2 separate regions of the Homo sapiens genome follow, and region 2 is linked to region 1. Evidence: chromatin loops called from intact Hi-C (ENCODE). Cell type or tissue: PC-9. All regions are shown on one strand. Each heading gives the region's core, and the rest is flanking DNA. Links, peaks and the distances in the headings are about the cores only.

Region 1 (10,393 bases), core at 1,292-9,291:
CCTGGCTGGAAATGGAGCCCTCGGGTAACTCATATTGGATAAGGCAAAGGGCTGCCCCAGAGCATGGACTCTGTTTGAGGCTGTCCTTTGAAATGTTGCCACAAGCACTCACAGGGACCCAATGACAGACCCTGGTCAGCAGTTGGGCTCCATCATGACCAAAACCCTGTGGTTCCCCAGGTTAGCAAGCTAGAAGGTCGAGCTCTCCAGGCAATGAGCTGGCCTAGAAACTGCCCACCCGCTTCCTTCCCACCAGTGGAAAATTGCATGGAGAGCAGTTTCCTCTCAAAGTAACTGATCAGGAACTCTGTAGCTGCCTATGAATCACATCGGGGAATTTTTGTTCTCAATCTTCCTGATATTTTATTGATGCGTTCTGGTGAGAAGTTTGGGGGATTTTTTCCCCCTTTTTTGGGAAACCTAACAAATTCTTCGGCTACGGTGCTTTTTCTTTTGGAGAGATGGGGGACTGGGTTAATGATACCTGTGGGTACAGCCTGCCAAGCCCAAAGTTTTTTCCAGCCTGAAATTTACAAGAGCCTATATACATAAATCACCATTCCCCTCTCATTTATTTTTCATGACTCAGTTACCTGGAATAAATTTTTATGTGAATAACCAAAAGAGCCAGGGAATAACAGAAGAGAGGAAAGGGGAAAAGCTATTTCAGAATGTATTAAATTTGTAAAGTTAAATAGCCCCATTATAGTCAGAATGTGGTTGAATAGAGTCATTTCCTTAATTACCTTTCCTTCGTCCCCAGATGTTAGACTGAGGCCTGGTAAGTTGATTCCTAAAAATATTATAAATAAACTTTTTGGCAACAAAAATTCCCAAGTGGGATGGTGGTTCTTAATATGAAAGTATAATTTTAGGGGAAAGGAAAGTTTCTGTCGCTCTAAGGTATACACATGACTTATAGAAGTCTGTATGCAAGTAATCATTTTAACCAAACTCTTGTCTCTATGAGTTGCCAAGTGACAGAGAGCCTCAAAGTCTGCCTTTTCCCTGCCTGCCTGCCCTTACTTTCCCAAAATAATTACACTATAATTTTCCTACCTTTTTTTGAGACAGTTTTGCTCTTGTTGCCCAGGCTAGAGTGCAATGGCATGGTCTGGGCTCACTGCAACCTCTGCCTCCCGGGTTCAAGCGATTCTCCTGCCTCAGCCTCCCAAGTAGCTGGGATTACAGGCGCTTGCCACCACACCCAGCTAATTTTTGTATTTTTAGTAGAGACAGGGTTTCACCATGTTGGCCAGGCTGGTCTCGAACTCCTGACCTCAGGCGATCCACCCATCTTGGCCTCCCATAGTGCTAGGATTACAGGCGTGAGCCACCGCACCCGGCCCCTACTTTTTTTTAATGGGCTCAGCCTCACACCTAGGCCCACACCTAGTAAGCCTCCCATCTGATCTCTACCCAGGATGAAATAATTCTGCTGCTGGGAAAAGAGGTCAGCCGTCTCTCAGATTATGAAATTGAATCCAAATACAAAGACGTCATAATAGCAAACCTGCAGAATGAAGTGGCTGAGCTGAGTCAGAAGGTGTCAGAGACCACCACCTCCAGGCAGAATGAGAAGGAGATCTCGCAGAAGTGTCAGGTTCTGGATGAAGACATCGATGCCAAACAGAAAGAGATCCAGAGCTTGAAAAGCCAGGTAGGCAGAGCCTGAGAGGTACAGCACAGCTCTCAGGCCAAGGCCCGGGAGGCCCCAGGACCACCAACCAAGGTGAGCCACCCAGAGTTAGGGAACGCGTGGTCAGTGGAGCATGGTGGTTAAGAACACAAATCCACAAGACTGGGAGATTCGGCAGTTTCCTAGCATGGTAAGAACAAGATCAGCCTTTGTTCAGCACTGGCCATGTGCAAGAACTAGTGCAAAGCGCTTTAGATTAACTTATTTAAACCTCACAATCCTCTGACACATCCATTCTACAGATGAAGGGTCTAAGGCAGGCCCAGGCCGGGCGCTGTGGCTCACACCTGTAATCTGGCACTTTGGGAGGCTGAGGCAGGCAGATCACTTGAGGTCAGGAGTTTGAGACCAGCCTGGCCAATATGGTGAAACCCTGTCTCTATTAAAAATACAAAAATTAGCCAGGCGTGATGGTGCATGCCTGTAATCCCAACTACTTGGGAGGCCGAGGCTGAACCTGGGAGGCAGAGGTTGCAGAGAACTGAGATGGCGCCACTGCACTCCAGCCTGGGTGACAGAGTGAGACCCTGTCTCAAAAAGAAAGAAAGAAAAAAGTCTAAGACAGGCCCAGAGACACCCAGGAACTGCTTACAGCTTGCACAGCACGTGAGAGGTGGCAGTGCAATTTGAACTCAGGTCCGCCTTCTCGCAGACCCCATGTTCTCACCTCGATTTCCTATTTCCCCACAATGCTGTCACTTCAGTAACCGCGTCTCACCCAAATCCAGCCCCAGCCAGAGAGAGCTATGGGAAGTTAGCTAAGTGGGGAGAAGGAACTGCCCGGTGTTCCAAACACAGAGGCCTTTACCAAACCCTGAAGGCAGTTAGTTACTGGTTCACTTATAGGGAATTTCATCAAACAAAAATTCTTCACCTGGAATTTCTGAATTTACCAGTCATGTACGTTTCTCTTGAAACTTGATTCAAATTCTTTTTTTTTTTACTTTAAGATTGGTCAGTGATGGCTGGGCGCGGTGGCGCACGCCTGTAATCCCAGCGCTTCGGGAGGCTGAGGCAGGCAGATCACAAGGTCAGGAGATCAAGACCATCCTGGCTAACACAGTGAAACCCCGTCTCTACTAAAAATACAAAAAATTAGCCAGGTGTGGTGGCGGGCGCCTGTAGTCCCAGCTACTCGGGAGGCAGTAGAATGGCATGAACCTGGGAGGCAGAGCTTGCAGTGAGCCAAGATAGCACCACTGCACTCAGCCTGGGCGACAGAGCGAGACTCCGTCTCAAAAAAAAAAAAAGTGGTCAGTGATATTGTATATCAGTCAACAAAGTTGTTAAAAGAGTAATGGGCCACTGGTGAATTTCACCCTCAGTGCATCATGCTGGTTAAACTGTGGACATGCCTGGGGCCTCTGTTCGCCGATTCACTGCTTTTGGCCTCTGCCTTCTGTACCCAGTTCAGGGTGCACAGTTTCAGCCCTGGAAAAAGCCTAGGTTAGACATGGTGAACCTCGAAGAGTCTTTCCGGGACTATAAACTCCACAAGGGCAAGGGCTGGGCCTAGTTACCTTCCAGAATAGGACAGTGTCTGTTCATTCATTCATTCATCCACTCATTCGTTCATTCAAACGTTTGTTGAGTGACTACCCAGTGCCAGGCCCTCTTTTGCGCTCTGGGAATTCGGCAGAGAACAAGGTTGACCTGATCCTTGTCTTCTTACAGTTGTGTTCCAATGAGGGGGACAGAGTAGACAACAAAACAGACAAATATATGCCCTAATATTGAGGCAGTGACCCTCCTTCAGACCTGTTTTTGAAAGAGCAATGAAAGGAGCTGGTCCTATAGGAAATACTGCTGCAGACAGCTGCCTGGACATGTCTCTAACTCCTTGAGGAGCCTCTTTCTCTTCTCATCTGAACCCAGTTTTGCAACCAGATCTCCATCTTTTTCAGTAACTCTCCCATTTCAGAGCTTTCCTGCACTAAGTGAAGTGTCTTGTCCAGATACAAGGTTAAGGATGAGTAACTGTCACATCTCTTTGAGTCTGTGTCCACATTTTGGGTATTGTTTAAAGTGCTCACATTATCTGGAAATTTATCTTTCACCGTGAAATTATCTATAAATAATTACTCTGTAGCCGGGCGTGGTGGCTCACGCCTGTAATCCCAGCACTTTGGGAGGCCAAGGCAGGCGGATCACCTGAGGTCAGGAGTTCGAGACCAGCCTGGCCAACATGGCGAAACCCGTCTCTACTAAAAATACAAAAGTTAGCCAAGCGTGATGGTGCGTGCCTGTAATCCCAGCTACTTGGGAGGCTGAGGCAGGAGAATCACTTGAACTTGGGAGGTAGAGGTTGTAATGAGCAGAGATCATGCCACCACACTTTAGCCTGGGCAACAGAGTGAGACTCTGTCTCAAAAAAAAAAAAAAAGAAAGAAAGAAAGAATTACTCTGACTTATTAATACTCCTCCCCCCACTTTGATCTTGGCTCATAATTGAAAGATGATACTTTATAACAAAGCATCTCTGAGCTAAAGGATGCAGTTGGTCTGAATCCAAATCAAGTTTCATCTGCTCACATTTTAGTCTCTTAAATATTCTATTGCCAACAGAACATTCAAGCAGACGTACAAGCCACATGGCAGGTTGATTTATTGTTCTGATTACTTTATTCTCCTGGGTCTCCTGAAAGTGTGTGCATAACGATTTGCTCTCAAAGCCCTTCGATCTGATACAATACCCCAAGACAATGCGTACCGCCATGCGGCCTGCACTGCCTGTGCTAATTAGAAGCTGAATTAGTATCTTAAAGCAATCAGTCTTCCTAGCACTATTAACTTTCTTATGACCCAGTGCCCATTTTATTACACAGTGTAATAGGCACTAACACCTGGGGATTTATGCCAATTATAGACAATATGGATATTTATTTTGGTCATGAAATTGATGAAGATGTTTGAAGACTACTTGGAGTTTTCCCACAGTCTGATATCCTAAAGCTCTGGTACTTAGATTGAAACATTTCCTATCTGTCAGACAGCACTGGAGTCTGGGGGATGTATTTTCCCATCCCTTCTGGAAGTTTCTCTCTGTGTTGTGCCTCTGGTATACAAACAAAAGCATTAAGCTGAGAAGAGCTGTAACTTTTTTAAAAAAAAATTCCAAGTGCCTTTTTATGGGAGAGTTGCATGTCCCCACAGAAAACAGGAAGAGGTGAAATAATTTTTTTCACTCCAAGTTTCCGAAGTGGAGACCTGCGCAAGTATGGCCTTGGAGAGGGTTGGGACATTGCAGCCCATGTCCCTCCATCTTCTAGTGAGCACCCCTTCTCCAGTGTCTCAGATGCCCCAGGGAAGATGTGACTGGTGCACGAAATGGGCCGTAGAAATTGTGAAACCTTGATCCTTCTGTTAATTCTACCACCGAGTCATAGCCACAAGGTTTTCAGGGACAGACACTAAAAACAGACTGTGAGCGCCACCTGGTGGCCAGGTGCAGGGCACACCGTATCTGCATTGTCGGGGTCCCCCCCGACTCCCACCCTGTCATATCTTATGATATGCCTGCAACACGATGAGATGATTAACAGGGATTCTTGCACTCCTCTTAATAACAATCACACTGGTGTTTAAGTGAGCCTAGGCAAGGCTTACAAATGCACACAAAAATACTATCAGTCTACCTTCCTGGAGACAGGCAAGAGAAGCAGAAGCTAAAACGCACCGTAGAATAATCAGAGCTAGTGTCTATGTGGGGAGCCAGGCATGGTCTATGTACTCTTACATGTACTAACTTATGAAAATGCTTTCAACAACCCTGAAATTACGACTGTCACCACACTTACAGAATAAAAAAATGGGACAGAATTGGTGTCCTCCCTACCTTCACACAGAGACGGATTTTGCAGATGGCAGTCTGGCTCCTGAGTCCCTACCATGCTCCACGGCCTCAGGCTGTTAATGCTGGTTCCTAGAGCCACGTGGAAAGAACTGGAAGCAGGCAACTAAAGCCTGGATTTGGATCGTAACTCTACCACCGACTGATCCGTGCAATCCCAAGCAAGCAACCTCACCCCTCTGAGTCTTGATTTCCTCACTTGCAAAATGGGAGCTGATGTGGTTTGACTGCATCCCCACCAAATCTCAACTTGAATTGTATCCCAGAAATCCCACATGTTGTGGGAGGGACCCAGCAGGAGGTAATTGAATCATGGGGGCCAGTATTTCCTGTGCTGTTCTCGTTATAGTGAATAAGTCTCATGAGATCTGATGGTTTTATCAGGGGTTTCCGCTTTTGCTTCTTCCGCATTTTCTCTTGCCGCCGCCATGTAAGAAGTGCTTTTCGCCTCCCACCATGATTCTGAGGCCTCCCCGGCCATGTGGAACTGTAAGTCCAATTAAATCTCTTTTTCTTCCCAGTATCGGGTATGGCTTTATCAGCAGTGTGAAAACAGACTAATACAGTAAATTGGTACCAATAGAGTGGGGCATTGCTGAAAAGATACCTGAAAATGTGGAAGCAACTTTGGAACTGAGTAACAGGCAGAAGTTGGAACAGTTTGGAGGGCTCAGAAGAAGAGAGGAAAATGTGGGAAAGTTTGGAACTTTCTAGAGACTTGCTGAATGGCTTTGACAAAAAGCCTGATAGCGATATGGATAATAAGGCCCAGGCTGAGGTGGTCTCCGATGGAGATGAGGAACTTGTTGGGAACTGGAGCAAAGGTGACTCTTGTTATGTTTTAGCAAAGAGAATGGTGGCATTTTGCCCCTGCCCTAAAGATTTGTGGAACTTTGAACTTGAGAGAGATAATTTAGTGTATCCAGCAGAAGAAATTTCTAAGCAGCAAAGCATTCAAAAGGTGACTTGGGTGCTGTTAAAAGCATTCCATTTTAAAAGGGAAACAGCATAAATTCAGAAAATTTGCAGCCTGATGATGGAGTAGAAAAGAAAAACCCATTTTCTGGGGGAGAAATTCAAGCCAGCTGCAGAAATTTGCATAAGTACCAAGGAGACTAATGTTAATCCCCAAGGCCATGGGGAAAATGTCTCCAGGACATGTCAGAGACCTTCACAGCAGCCCCTCCCATCACAGGCCCAGAGGCCCAGGAGGAAAAAGTGGTTTTGTGGGCCAGGCCCGGGGTCCCCATGCTGTGTGCAGCCTAGGGACTTGGTGCCCTATATCCCACCCACTCCAACCATGGCTAAAAGGGGCCAACATAGAGCTTGGGCTGTGGCTTCAGAGGGTGGAAGCCCCAAGCTTTTGCAGCTTCCACATGGTGTTGAGCCTGCAGGTGCACAGAAGTCAAGAATTGAGGTTTGGGAACCTCTGCTTAGATTTCAGAAGATGTGTGGAAATGCCTGGATGCCCATGCAGAAGTTTGCTGTGGGGTCGGGGCCCTCATGGAGAACCTTTGCTAGGGCAGTGTGGAAGGGAAATGTGGGGTCAGAGCCCCCACACAGAGTCCCTACTGGGGCATTGCCTAGTGGAGCTGTGAGAAGAGGGCCCCCGTCCTCCAGACCCCAGAATGGTAGATCCACCAATGGCTTGAATCGTACTCCTGGAAAAGCCGCAGACACTCAACGCCAGCCCATGAAAGCAGCTGGGAGAGAGGTTGTACCCTGCAAAGCCACAGGGATGGAGCTGCCCAAGACCATGGGAACCTACCTCTTGCATCAGCGTAATCTGGATGTGAGACCTGGAGTCAAAAGATCATTTTGGAGCTTTAAAGTTTGACTGCCCTGCTGGATTTCAGACTTTCATGGGCCCTGTAACCCCTTTGTTTTGGCCAATTTCTCCCATTTGGAATGGCTGTATTTACCCAATACCTGTACCCCCATTGTACCTAGGAAGTAACTAGCTTGCTTTTGATTTTACAGGCTCATAGGCGGGAAGGACTTGCCTTGTCTCAGATGAGACTTTGACTTTTGGGTTAATGCTGAAATGAGTTAAGACTTTGGGGGACTATTGGGAAGGCATGGTTGGTTTTGAAATGTGAGGACATGAGATTTGGAGGGGCCAGGGGCAGAATGATATGGTTTGGCTGTGTCTCCACCAAATCTCAACTTGAATTGTATCTCCCAGAGTTCCCACACATTGTGAGAGGGACACAGGGAGAGGTAATTGAATCATGGGGGCTGGTCTTTCTCATGCTGTTCTAGTTACAGGGAATAAGTCTCACAAGATCTGATGGGTTTATCAGGGGTTTCCACTTTTGCTTTTTCGTCATTTTCTCTTGCCGCTGCCATGATTCTGAGGCCTCCCCAGCCAGTGAAACTGTAATTCCAATTAAACCTCTTTCTCTTTTTTTTTTTTTGGAGACGGAGTCTCACTCTGTCACCCAGGTTGTAGTGCAGTGGCACGATCTCGGCTCACTGCAAGCTCTGCCTCCCGGGTTCACACCATTCTCCTGCCTCAGCCTCCCGAGTAGCTGGGACTACAGGTGCCCGCCACCACACCCAGCTAATTTTTTGTATTTTTAGTAGAGACAGGGTTTCACCGTGTTAGCCAAGATGGTCTTGATCTCCTGACCTCATGATCCACCCGCCTCAGCCTCCCAAAGTGCTGGGATTACAGGCGTGAGCCACTGCGCCCGGCCTAAACCTCTTTTTCTTCCCAGTCTCGGGTATGTCTTTATCACAGCGTGAAAACAGACTAATACGGGAGCATTCCCAGGAGCCTTCTGTGGAGAGGCCATGAGGCTCTGTTGAAGGAGTAGTGTCTGTGAGTGGGCTTTGTAGGTTCTAGAGTGTTCTGTGAGATATAACCTATTGTTATCATTTGAGGGAATTAATTTTATAACATGCTTCCCTCTCTTGAACTTTGCTCTGTATCCAGTCAGTACTGGGCGACCTGGAACCAACAGGTGATCTGTTTATGGCTGAGAGTCCAAAGGTCATCAGAAGGCACATTAAGAAACCAGGTGTCCCCAGTGGCAGCCAGGCCTGGGCCCCTTTATGGGCACAAAGATAAGGTTCATGTTTTGATGACATAGGAAGTGGTGGTCCTTGAAGGAACAGGCCCTCCCCTGTCCCTTCCACTGGTTAAAACTAAAAAGCTTGGTTTCCCCAACACCCCAGCCAAAACTCAATCTGAATCTTTCTGTCAAGCTTGTGAGAAGTACCTGTGTGTCTCCCAGACGTGGGCCAGCCCCCCTCTGACTGTGCCACCTCCTCCCACAGATCAGTGCCCTACAGAAAGGCTACAGCAAGGTGCTGTGCCAGACCCTGTCAGAGCGGAACTCAGAAATCACATCCCTGAAGAATGAGGGCGAGAACTTAAAGAGAGACAACGCTATCACATCAGGTGAGCCCTTGGAGTCGGGCCTGGGAGCTGCCACTCCCGCACCCGTTGTTCTTGGCCACAGCAGACATCACCAATCAACCACATACTTTTTGTTACTGAACTTGGCTGCAGCCTCAGAGTTCTTCCCAGCAGCCCTTTAGGCAGTTCCTGTCCATGAATCTGAGTTCACCCTCAGAGGTTTATGTGCCATCCAGTTCCTAGCATAGGGCCTGGTTTGGAGTGAGCCCTTGATAAATATTTGAGCAAATGTTATCTGTTAGCTAAAAGGCCTGCTGAGCATGGACCTCACCAGGGAACACACAGGACAAGCTGCAGCTCAGGCAGTCCCATGAGCCAGTTTGCTGTGAATGCAAACTAGAATGTGGCTAAAATGGGGTTGCCAGTTTAAGGCACCCAGCCTCTTACCCATCTCACACTGGTGCTCTTGGGCCGGAGCGAAAGCATTTTGCTAATTGAGAGGTAGCTGGATACTCAAGAACTTGGGTGGGCAAGGGGGCAGCCAACTCATGGCCCACCCTTGCCAGGCACAGCTGTTTCTTAGCCTGGATTCATTCATTCATTCATTCATTCAGCACATTTATGGAGCAGCTGCTAGATGCCAGGCACTGTTCTAGGCACTGGGGAGAGAGAGCCCTGAGCAGTCAAGATCCCTCTGCCCCTCTGCTCATGGGGCTCACACTTGGGAGAGGATGACAGACAATAAGAAGTAAAAAGATAAATGAACAAGCCCATACCAGAGAGAGATCAGTGCTCCAGAGGAAATAAAGCTGGACACCGTGGTGGGGAAGCACTCAGGGGGTGAAGTGAAGGAGAATAGCTTAGTGCAAGCTTGTCCAGCCCACGACCTGCGGGCCACATATGGCCCAGGACAGCTTTGAATGAGGCTCGACACAAATTCCTCAACTTTCCTAAAACATTATGAGATTTTTTTTTTTTAGCGATTTTTTTTTTTAGCTCATCAGTTATTATTAGCGTGAGTGTATTTTATGCGTGGCCCAAGACCCTTCTTCTTCTTCCAGTGTGGCTCAGGGAAGCCAAAAGATTGGACATCCCTGGCTTAGTGCCTGGGCAGGGATATCTCTGAGGAGGTGGGAGGGGCTGTCGGGAGGCCCCTGGGAACGGTATGCTGGGCAGAGAGCACAGGTGCAAAGGCCCCGAGGCTGGACCAAGCCACGGTGTTGGATCAACTGCCGGCGAGTGTGGCTGGAGTCAGGGAACAAGGGGCTATGGGACCTGGTGGGGTCAGGGGGGAGGCAGGGCCACATTACATGGGAGGGGTTCAGGTTTTCTTCTAAGTGTGATGGGACACGTTAGGGTTTTTAAGGCAGAGAATGGCATGTCTCGAGACCTGCAGATGATAGGGCCATGGACAGAGAAAGGGGGAAGAGAGAAAAGCAGGTGGTGGAGAGGGAATGAGTCCAGATTGGGCATATTGCTC
Region 2 (10,393 bases), core at 1,599-9,598, 270 kb before region 1:
GGTGACAGAGCAAGACTCTGTCTAAAAAAAAAGGAAAAGAAAAAAAAACTCCGGAAAAGAAAATGAATGGTTGTATCTATACTGAACATGTACAGATTTTTTTTTCTTGTCATTATTCCCAAAACAATACAGTATAACAACTATTCATGTGGCATTTATATTTTACTAGGTATTGTAAGTGATCTAGAGATAAAGTGTATGAGGGGATTGTGTAGGTTGTGTGCAAATACTATGCCATTTTATATAAAGGACTTGAGCATCTGTGGATTTTGGTGTCCACAGGGAGTTCGGGAACCAATCCCCATGCATACTGAGCAATGGCCCTCCTTGTTTTTATTTATTATTAGGTAATATTCCATTGTGTGGATATATCTCATTTTGCTTATTAGTCATCCATTGGTGGACTTTCGAGTTATTTTCACCTTTTGGGCTCTGATGAATAATGCTATAAACATTTGCATATAAGTTTTTGTGTAGACATATGTTTTCATAGCTCTTGGATGTATGCCTAGGAGTAGAATCGCAGGGTCGTATGGTAAGTTGATGCTTAATCTTTGGAGGAGCTATCAGACTTTTCCAAAAGCAGCTGCACCATTTCACATTCCTGCCAGCAGTGCATGAGGATTCCAGTTTCTCCACATCCCACCAGCCCTTGCTATTGTCTGTTTTCTATTTTTAGCTATTCTAGTGAGTGTGAAGTGGTATTTCATTGTGGTTTTGATTTGCATTTCCCCGATGACAATTGATACCGAGTTTTTTCATGTCCCTATTGGCCATTTCTTGGAGAAGTGTCTGTTCAGATCCTTTGCCCATTTTGTTTGTTTGTTTGTTTGTAACAGAGTCTCGCTCTCTCACCCAGGCTGGAGTGCAGTGGTGCAATCTCAGCTCACTGCAACCTCTACCTCCTAGGTTCAAGCAGTTCTCCTGCCTCAGCCTCCCGAATAACTGGGATTACAGACACACACCACCACGCCTGGCTAATTTTTGGTATTTTTAGTAGAGAGGGGGTTTCACCATGTTGGCCAGGCTGGTCTCAAGCTCCTGATCTCAAGTGATCGGCCTGCCTCAGCCTCCCAAATTGCTGGGATTACAGGCATAAGCCACCGCACCTGACTTCCTGTTTAAATGACTTCCTGTTCTTTTTATTATTGAGTTGCAAGAGAGACTTGTATATTCCAGATAGAAGCCGCTTATGAGATACAGGATTTGCAAATATTTTCTCCCATTCTATGAGTTGTCCTTTACTTTCTTGATGATATCCTTTGAAACACAAACGGTTTTAATTTTGATGAATTCCGATCTATCTGTATTTTCTTTTGTTGCTCTACACTTTTGGTATATGTCTTAGTGCATGTTTTTAACGTAATACTTCTCCCCACGGAAGAAATGAGGCAGGAGGGGCTGTTGGGCTGGACTGAGTGGTTCCAGTGGACTCAGGGTGGCCCAGGGTTCCTTTTGAGAGGGAACTGAGGCCCTGTCCGATTCCTGAGCCATGGGCCCCTGGAGCCCACCAGGCCTCAGTTCTTCGTCATTGAACACTCAGCCAGCTTAGGGCTGGGAAAGCAGTTTCGACAACGACTTGCTCCCTGGTCAGATTGACACAGCTGAGAGGGGAGAATCGGGGCTCTCGACATAGGTGAGCCTGGCTTGGAATCCTGGGAAGGCCACCAAGTGGCAAGGGCACATGGAAGGGACATTTCGTCTTTCTGAGCCCTGTTTTCTCACCTGTTACAAAGGTGACGGCGGTGATGCCACTTCTCAGCACTCAGGCATCTGGAGAGGACAGCTGGGGTCTTGGGAACTAACTCTCTCCTTTATCCCCAGCCATGAAAGCTGATCGGAAGCGCTTAAAGGGCGAGAAGACAGACCTGGTGAGCCAGATGCAGCAGCTGTATGCCACACTGGAGAGCCGCGAGGAGCAGCTCCGAGACTTCATCCGCAACTATGAGCAGCACCGCAAGGTCAGCCGCCGCCCTGCCCTCCCCTCCCCTCCCGACACACCAGCTCCCACCTCCCCTGCTGGCTGGCCACCTTCACAGGCTCTGCCTCTTGAATCCCCAAACACAGATAGGGAGGCCCTTGATGTGTCCAGCCAGGCCTAGGCACCGAGATAAAACCGGCACAACCCCCGGAGAGGGATCTCCATGTCTCCTGGGCAAACAGGACAGCGTGGACTCAGGAGTCCGGGGGGTTCAGATCCTGGCTCCTTGTGTGTGTGCCCTCGCAGGTCTCGCTTGACCTCTCAGAGCCTCAGTTTCCTCTCTGCAGAGTGGTGATTGTGGTGGACCTTTCAAAGCTACAGTAAGGACTCTATGAGATGATGAATGCCGAGCACTCAGCCTGGTGCCTGGCACATAGTATAGCATCATCAATAAGACGCATAGCTAACATTTACTAACACCATAATAAAAGTGTGAAGAGAGAGCTGGGGAGCCCCAGTGAGACAGCAGGAAGTTCTGCCTATAGGGAGGGAGTCTTGGAAGGCTTCACAGAGGAAGTGACATATGCATTGGGCTCTGTGGGGTGAATAGGAGTTTATGGGCCAGACAACTGAGGAATTTGTTTCACCATGTATCTCTCTGGTATCTGTGGTATGACATGCCAAAGAGGACACCAAAACTTAAAGAAGAGTCAGTCCCCTGGCCAGGCACGGTGGCTCACACCTGTAATCCTAGCACTTTGGGAGACCCAGGTGGGTGGAATGCTTGAGGACAAGAATTCGAGACCAGCCTGGCCAAAAGCCCATCTCTACTAAAAATACAAAAAGTAGCCGGTCATTGTGGTGCACACCTACAGTCCCAGCTACTCAGGAGGCTGAGGCACAGAATCACTGGAACCCAGGAGGTGGAGGTTGCAGTGAGCCGAGATCACCCCACTGCACTCCAGCCTCGAGCTGAATGCACTTCTGGCCTCTGTTTTCTGCCCTGCGTAGGCACCTTGGTCACAGCCCTTGTCACAGGGTGTTCAGCTCGAGGCCCCTTTTTTGAACAGTGGGAAGCAGCAGGCCAGGTGAATGAGTCCTTCCCAGATGCTGCCTCTGAGCCGCAGTTCAGAGACCAGAGTGTTCAGACTGGATTTGAATCTAGATGCTTGGTCCCCCCTACCCACTTTGGTCTTCACCGCTGATTCCTCACTGTCACCTCCCGGGCATGCACATCACTTCCTTTCTATGATGAAAGGAGCCTCGAGAGTTCTCTGGGCCAGGCCACCACAGCCCCTGATGGGGATCTGGGACTTCTAGCTGCCCTCAGTGCCCGACTCGAGAGCAGGGCCCGGCTCCCCCTACCCTGCCTACCTCTCCCCCCATCCCCCTCTGCCCTGCCTGCTCGCCCCAGCCCTCCCCTGCCCTGCCTACCCAGCTCCCTCTGCCCTGCCCGCCCAGCTCCCTCTGCCTAGCCTGCCCCGCCCGGCTCCCCCTGCCCTGCCTGCTCGGCCCAGCCCTCCCCTGCCCTGCCTGCCCAGCTCCCCCTGCCCTGACCACCCAGCTCCCCTTCCCCTGCCTGTTTGGCCTGGCTCCCTTTCATATTAGATGAACTGAGCCTCCCCATGCCTGTCACAGGCAAACGGTTTGGCAGGAAGGGGACGACCCAGAAGCAAGGCAGAGGGAGGCAGGGGAGCCCACAGAGGCTGCTTTCTCAGACTCTGGCATGGGGAGCAACTCATGGGCCTGGGGTGCAGCTCGTGGGCCTGGGGTCCGCTCCTTAGGGTGAGGCTGTCTCAGCAGCATTGCCTTTGGCCACCAGCAAGGAGTCAGAGACCAGGAGCTCAGAGTGACCTCCATGCAGAGGGAGGGGTAGGGGACACCGCTATCCTGTCTGATGATGCAGGTACACGTGTGTGCTCACAGGGGCGTGCTGTGGGAGTTACGGCATGTACTTCAAGGGCTTACAGGAAGAGTTCTCAGAGCCTCGTGTGTGTCCATTCATTTAACATCCACACGGACACTGTGGGGCATATGGTTATCCTCCCATTTCACAGATGAGCTGATAGACACAGAGAGGGGAGATAACTCACCCACGGTCATGCAGCCGGCGATGGCAGGGCAGGGGCTTACAGGGCCTGGGTCCAGAGCCTACGGGCCTTCCCCCTGTGCAGCGCGCCTCTTCCCCCAACCCCATCACCCCCTGGCACTCAGCACAGCATCTTCTGGTCGCCTCTGCTCCCTGCCTCCCCTTCTGTGTCCACCTCTCTCATTTCTCCATTCTCGGCCTAAGGAGCTTGGTCTTTTTTCAGTGGGCAAGGCAGGGAGAGCCTCTGCCTGACCAGCCCCATGCCCAGCAGCAGGGAAACCTGGTTACCTCTTTTTTATTGGGGACAGGACACAGTGGGGCCAGAGAACCAGCCCATAGCCTTCAGTGACGTGCTGGCCCTGGGGCAGAAGACAGGCTCCAAGCTGACCTTCTACTTGTCCCCTGAGCCACCAGCTTCCTCCCCTCCTGGGACCAGGGTCACGCAGGGATTAAGAGCAGACAGATAGGTTAGCATCTCACCTCTGCACTCGCTATGGGGGTGGCTCGGGCAAACAGCTGACTCTCCCCGGTCTCAGCCTTCACATCTGTAAAGCAGGATGAAGATTGCAACTACTCACAGCCCAGTGCTGTCAGACCTGAGGTTCCCGGGGCATGGAAAGCAAGGGGGGTAGGGGCATATGCCTGCTACCATTATTATTATCATTATCATTATTATTGCTTTCGGGGATTCAGAGTCAGCCATTTGATCATGAAAATTCCACAGTGGATTTCAAAGCCCCTCTGCCGGCCCCTCACCTGCCACTCCCTGTTGTTGGTCTCACTGGCAAACCCGGAGAAGGAAACGAAGGCCCCGGGTGGGCAGGATTGGAGCTGTGGCTGGTCCCACACAGACCCCAGTCGTAGGTCTGGTTTCTGGGAATGGGGTGGAGAGGCAAGACCTGTGCAGAAAGGAACCCAGACAAGTCCTTCTGGGAGGGACAGAGGGTCTCAGAGGACCCAGGAATCAGGAGCTAGAAGAAAGAGCTCCCTGAGAACACATGCCCTGAAGGAGGACAGATCAGGATTTAGAAAAGCAGCCAGTTACGGTGGCTCACACCTGTAATCCCAGCACTCTGAGAAGCCAAGGTGGGAGGATCGCTTGAGCCCAGGAGTTCAAGACCAGCCTGGACAACAGAGTGAGACCTCCATCTCTACAAAAAATTTTAAAAATTAGTGGGGCAGGGTGGCACACGCCTGTAGTCCCAGCTACTTGGGAGGCTGAAGCAGGAGGATTGCTTGAGCCAGGGAGGTTGAGGTGGCAGTGAGCCCAGATTGTGCCACTGCACTCCAGCCTGGGCAACAGAATGAGACCTTATCTCAAAAAAAGAAAAGAAAGAAAAAAAAAAGCAAGAGGGTGCTGAGCAGAGTCCAAGAGGATCCAAAAGATGGCGCTGTTACCAGGTAATCATCCTGGCAGGGACTGATGTGATGGCTGCCTTCAGAGGCCACCTCAGCAGGAGCTGGCATGAACACAGTATTACCTATAGCAAATGTTTATTGTGCACCTACTGTATACAGGCATGAACATGGTATTACTAATACCAGACGTTTGTTGTGCATCTGCTGTATACAGGCATGAACATGGTATTACCAATAGCAGACGTTTATTGTGCACCTACTGTATACAGGCATGAATGTGATATTACCAATATCCAATGTTTATTGTGCACCTACTATATACAGGCATGAACATGGTGTTACCAATAGCAGATGTTTATTGTGCAACTACTGTTTAAGGCATGAACATGACAAGTAACAGACATTTATTGTGCACCTACTGTATAAGGCATGACCGTGACAGTACCAATAGCAGATGTTTATTGTGCACCTGCTGTATACAGACATGAATGTGCTATTACCAACAGCAGACATTTATTGTGCACCTACTATATACAGACATGAATGTGCTATTACCAACAGCAGACGTTTATTGTGCACCTACTGTATACAGACATGAATGTGATATTACCAGTAGCAGATGTTTATTGTGCACCTACTGTATACAGACACGAATGTGCTATTACCAACAGCAGACGTTTATTGTGCACCTACTGTATACAGACATGAATGTGATATTACCAGTAGCAGATGTTTATTGTGCATCTACTGTATACAGACACGAATGTGCTATTACCAACAGCAGACGTTTATTGTGCACCTACTGTATACAGACATGAATGTGATATTACCAGTAGCAGATGTTTATTGTGCACCTACCGTGCACAGGCACTGCCCTCATCTCTTCACATTTGCTATTTTAATAGCAATCCTTCGAGGAGTGATTGTCCCCATTCCCCCCATTTAACAGGTGAAAACTGAGACTTAGGTAAAGTCTCAGGCCGAGGGCCACACGATTATGGAAAGGGGTAGAGGCAGGATGCAAACCCAGGAGGTCTAGTCCCAGAGCCCCAGCCCCAGAGCTCATAGGACTGGGCCTGGCCTGGGCCACCGTCCCCACACCACTCAGTGCATGTTCAGAGGAACGAAGGAATGAGTCCCACTGTTTGCCATTTTCAACAACCCAAGGCCGACCACAGAGAGGAGGTCACAGCTGTCCCTGTGAACCATGGGTAGAGTGCTGGCTATTTCAGTGGCCAAACTAGCATTTCATACCAGTGCTTCTCTGTGTCTTTTCATGATATATCAAATTTGTTTTTTAAAATTATTTGGGCAAAAATGATACATTTTAATGGGGTACATAGTGATGTTTGGATCCATGGAATGTATAGTTATCAGATCAGAGTAATTAACATATCCATCTCAAAGTGTAACATCCATCTCATATTTGGCAATAAAATTCCCATGGAGAGCACCGTGTCATTTTTTAAGACATAGGTGACTAGGGGCATCCCCCAAGTCTGACCAGCCGCTGGGGTGGGGTTGACGCTACTCAATAGAAGCCTTGTGGCTATGACTGCCGGGGGCAGCTCCCTGTAGCTACAGCTGAGCAGCAAGTGCCACTTTTATTGATTGGCTTCATAATGCCCTTCAGATTCATTCAGAAAAATGAACTTTGGAAAATACTGATTTTAAAAAAATTAATACCTTAATACTAAGATATGAATATTAGAAGTGGAGAGAGTCGCGCCTGTAGATCGGTGGAATAGCAACATTAAAACAATATTTTAGTCATTGTTGGGTCCAGCCCCATTTTACAGGTGGGAAGACTGAGGTCCGCAAGGGTCAAGTGACTGACCCAAGGACACATGTTTAGAGCCAGTTTGGCAAAACTGAAGCCACAAGTCCTGGTTTTATTTCATCTCTTCCAAGATCTTGCAGCTGGTTACCAAAAATGATTTGCATTTTATGTGCATGATAAATGTCCCCCTGGAACAGGATGACTGGAACCCTCAGGTTCCCTCGCCCACGCAACTGTGCCCGCTTAGTCTGCCATGGCCCACCCAACTTCTCCAGCAGACTCCTGTAGGACTCCACTGGAGCAGGCAGCAGGAAGGACCCCAGGCCCTGAGCTACTGGGAGTCGGGGGATGGCACAGGAACAAGGCTGCTGAGAAAGGAGGGGTCTTGGCCTGTCCAGAATGTGGCCGATGACCCAGCATGGTGGCTCATGCCTGTAATCCTAGCACTTAGGGAGGCTGAGGCAGACAGATCACCTGAGGTCAGGAGTCCAACACCAGCCTGGCCAACATGACAAAAGCCTGCCTCTACTAAAAATACAAAAATTATCTGGATGTGGTGTTGTCCGCCTGTAGTCCCAGCTACTCGGGAGGCTGAGGCAGGAGAATTGCTTGGACCCGGGATGCAGAGGTTGCAGTCAGCCAAGATCGCACCACTACACTCCAGCTTGGGTGACAGAGCAAGACTCCATCTCAAAAAAGTTAAAAAAAAAAAAGGAAACAAAAACAAACAAACAAAAAACAGAATGTGGCAAAACTGCAACATTTCTGAAAGCTGTGCCAAATGCACTTTCCCTGTCACGTGACTGCAGATGGAAGGGAAACAGGCCACTTTCATCTCACCACTGTCACCTCCCCAGCCAGACTTTTTTTGTTTTTTGTTTTTTTTATTTTTTTTGAGATGGAGTTTCACTCTGTTGCCCAGGCTGGAGTGCAGTGGCATGATCTCCACTCACTGCAACTTCTGCCTCCTGAGTTCAAGCGATTCTCGTGCCTCAGCCTCTGGAGTAGCTGAGAATACAAGCGCATGCCACCACACCTGGCGAATTTTTGTATTTTTTTTTTTTTTTTAGTAGAGATGGGGTTTCACCATGTTGGCCAGGCTGGTCTCGAGCTCCTGACCTCAAGTGATCTGCCCTCCTCCACCTCCCAAAGTGCTGGGATTACAGGCATGAGCCACCGCACCCGGCTCCTAGCCAGACCTTCATGCCCCTGCAGCCCCTCCTCTCCCCTCTGTATTCTACTCTCCGCATTTTTTTTCTTTTTTTTTTTTTTTGTTTTTTTGAGATGGAGTTTTGCTCTTATTGCCCGGGTTGGAGTGCAATGGCGGGATCTCGGCTCACTGCAACCTCCGCCTCCCAGGTTCAAGCGATTCTCCTGCCTCAGCCTCCCGAGTAGCTGGGATTACAGGCATGCACCACCACGCCCAGCTAACTTTGTATTTTTAGTAGAGGCAGGGCTTCTCCATGTTGGTCAGGCTGGTCTCGAACTCTCGACCTCAGGTGATCCATCCACCTCAGCCTCCCAAAATACTGGGACTACAGGCATGAGCCACTGTGCCCGGCCACACTCCCCTCTTATGTCCATGTGATCCCCAAGTGCTGGCAGCCCCAAAGAACCTCAGCTCCCAGGCCTGTCATCCAAGGCCCCATGAGGTCTTGGCCAAATCCCACCCTCAGAAATTCCCACCACCCCCAACCCCCTTCCAGTTCCAGACCTCTCAGGCGTCTCCTTTCAGTTCCTTTCCTGCCTCAGGTACCAGCAGGGATTGAGGCCTCTACCACACTGTCTATGAGCTGGCGAAGTTGTTTTACCTCTCTGGGCCTCAGTTTGCTCATCTGTGACATAGGGATAATCATAGTCCCTGCCTCAGGGGTGGTTGTGAGATTTAAATAATGCACCTAAAAGCCTTAGCACTGTACAGAACGTTCTGTGACAGTTGCTGCTGAGCCCAGCTCTCCTGCTGCCGCGGAATATGACCCCAAGAAGGTGGGAGTCCAAAACTTGAAAGCACCTACAGGCCTTCCCACCCGGCCTAGAGCCCTTGGTCTGTTCGTGAGTAGTAGTGTGAACCAGTGACTGCGATGAGACAAAAATGATCCTGAGGGACCTAGTGGGGCTTCCTCCTAATTCAGGGACATTTTATAAGCAGCCTCTTGTACACCAGCGGGTTCTCAGGGACAACCCTTACCCCAGTGGTCAGTTTCTACACTGTAGCAGAATTTTTCACTATAAGCTCCACGAGTGCAGGGATTTTTGTCTGGTTTGTACCAGACAAATATCCACAAATATTGGTTGAATAACAGACCAGTATCAGCTTCAAATAAAGAAAACAGGTTAGAGAGGGCCTGGGGCTTCTTTCTTACGTGGGTGGTCAGGGAAGGCTTCTCAGAGGAGGAGACAATTGAGCAGGGATCTGAGTGAGGCGAGCAGGTGCCTGCTGGGAGCCCAGTCCTGTGCAGAGCTCTCCAGGTGGATTCCTTCATGCAGACCCACACAAACGCCCCAAAGTATATGTGGTATTATCCCCTGGTTACAGATGGGGAAACTGAGGCAGGGATGACTCACAGCAGTCATTGCAAAGCCAGGATTTGGCCCAGGTTCTCCCTCTGTCTCCAGAACCAAGGCCATAGCTACAGCTCTGACAGCCACAGAGAAAAGGCCACGTTCTCCCTCAGCCTCCCTGTCTCTCACCATCTGGAAGTGAGGCCTTCAGAGACAGGTTTGTCAGACAAGGCAGGATGGTGGCCTCTCTCCACGGTCCCAGGCCACACGGAGACCTTGGATTTGCTTTTGATTTGGTGAATGGGAAGATGGTGGCTGGGTGGATGGGTAGAGCTCCCCGCTGGGACTGTCCTTCTCAAAAGGACGCCTGTTGTTCTGAAACTTTGCTCCGGCCAACAGAGGTCACAGCCTCGATTCAGCTGTCTGTTCCTTCCCTGCTGGCTCTGCTCTGGGGACTGGCACAGCCGGGGCCTGGCCCTTCCCTGGACAATCACAGAAAACAGCTCATGCAGGAGGGCCAGCCTGGGGAGGGGCTGGGGCAAGCGGCTGAGGACTGTGCTGCATTCAGGACACAGCAACTGTTTCTCTCACAGGCTGTGACCCTGTGGAGTGGTGGCCGGACCTTGTGGCAGTCCAGACAATTGGGGTCGCTGGTGCCTCCTTACTGTTGACCCTGTTTCCCTGTGATGAACACAATTGACCAAACAGAACAAAGCCCCAGAACAACTATTGCACCCTAACT

What was found. Hi-C counts contacts between places; a loop is a spot of excess contacts. Peaks named below come from ENCODE experiments on the same cell type or tissue, not always from the same donor. Only the 100,000 strongest peaks of a DNase experiment are listed, where the experiment ranks them.
Region 2: a loop joins it to region 1, with 7 times the contacts of the local background. A loop is called at or near these places in 2 of 110 quality-filtered maps.

What each region holds. Positions count from the first base shown.
Region 1 is chr1:15,299,782-15,310,174 of GRCh38, forward strand. FHAD1 (forkhead associated phosphopeptide binding domain 1) reads left to right here. Exons shown (of 34, transcript NM_001391957.1): 6 at 1,424-1,660; 7 at 8,832-8,955. Among named protein-coding and RNA genes, the nearest start is that of FHAD1-AS1, 39 kb to the right of the region's middle. RefSeq lists an enhancer at 5,089-6,288. In PC-9, for the core only: CTCF peaks have their summits at 5,119 (motif pointing left) and 5,336; a DNase peak (open chromatin) is centred at 5,090.
Region 2 is chr1:15,032,925-15,043,317 of GRCh38, forward strand. KAZN (kazrin, periplakin interacting protein) reads left to right here. Exons shown (of 15, transcript NM_201628.3): 3 at 1,825-1,961. Among named protein-coding and RNA genes, the nearest start is that of TMEM51-AS1, 110 kb to the right of the region's middle. RefSeq lists a silencer at 5,405-5,464. In PC-9, for the core only: a CTCF peak has its summit at 5,399 (motif pointing right); no DNase peak of the experiment used is centred there.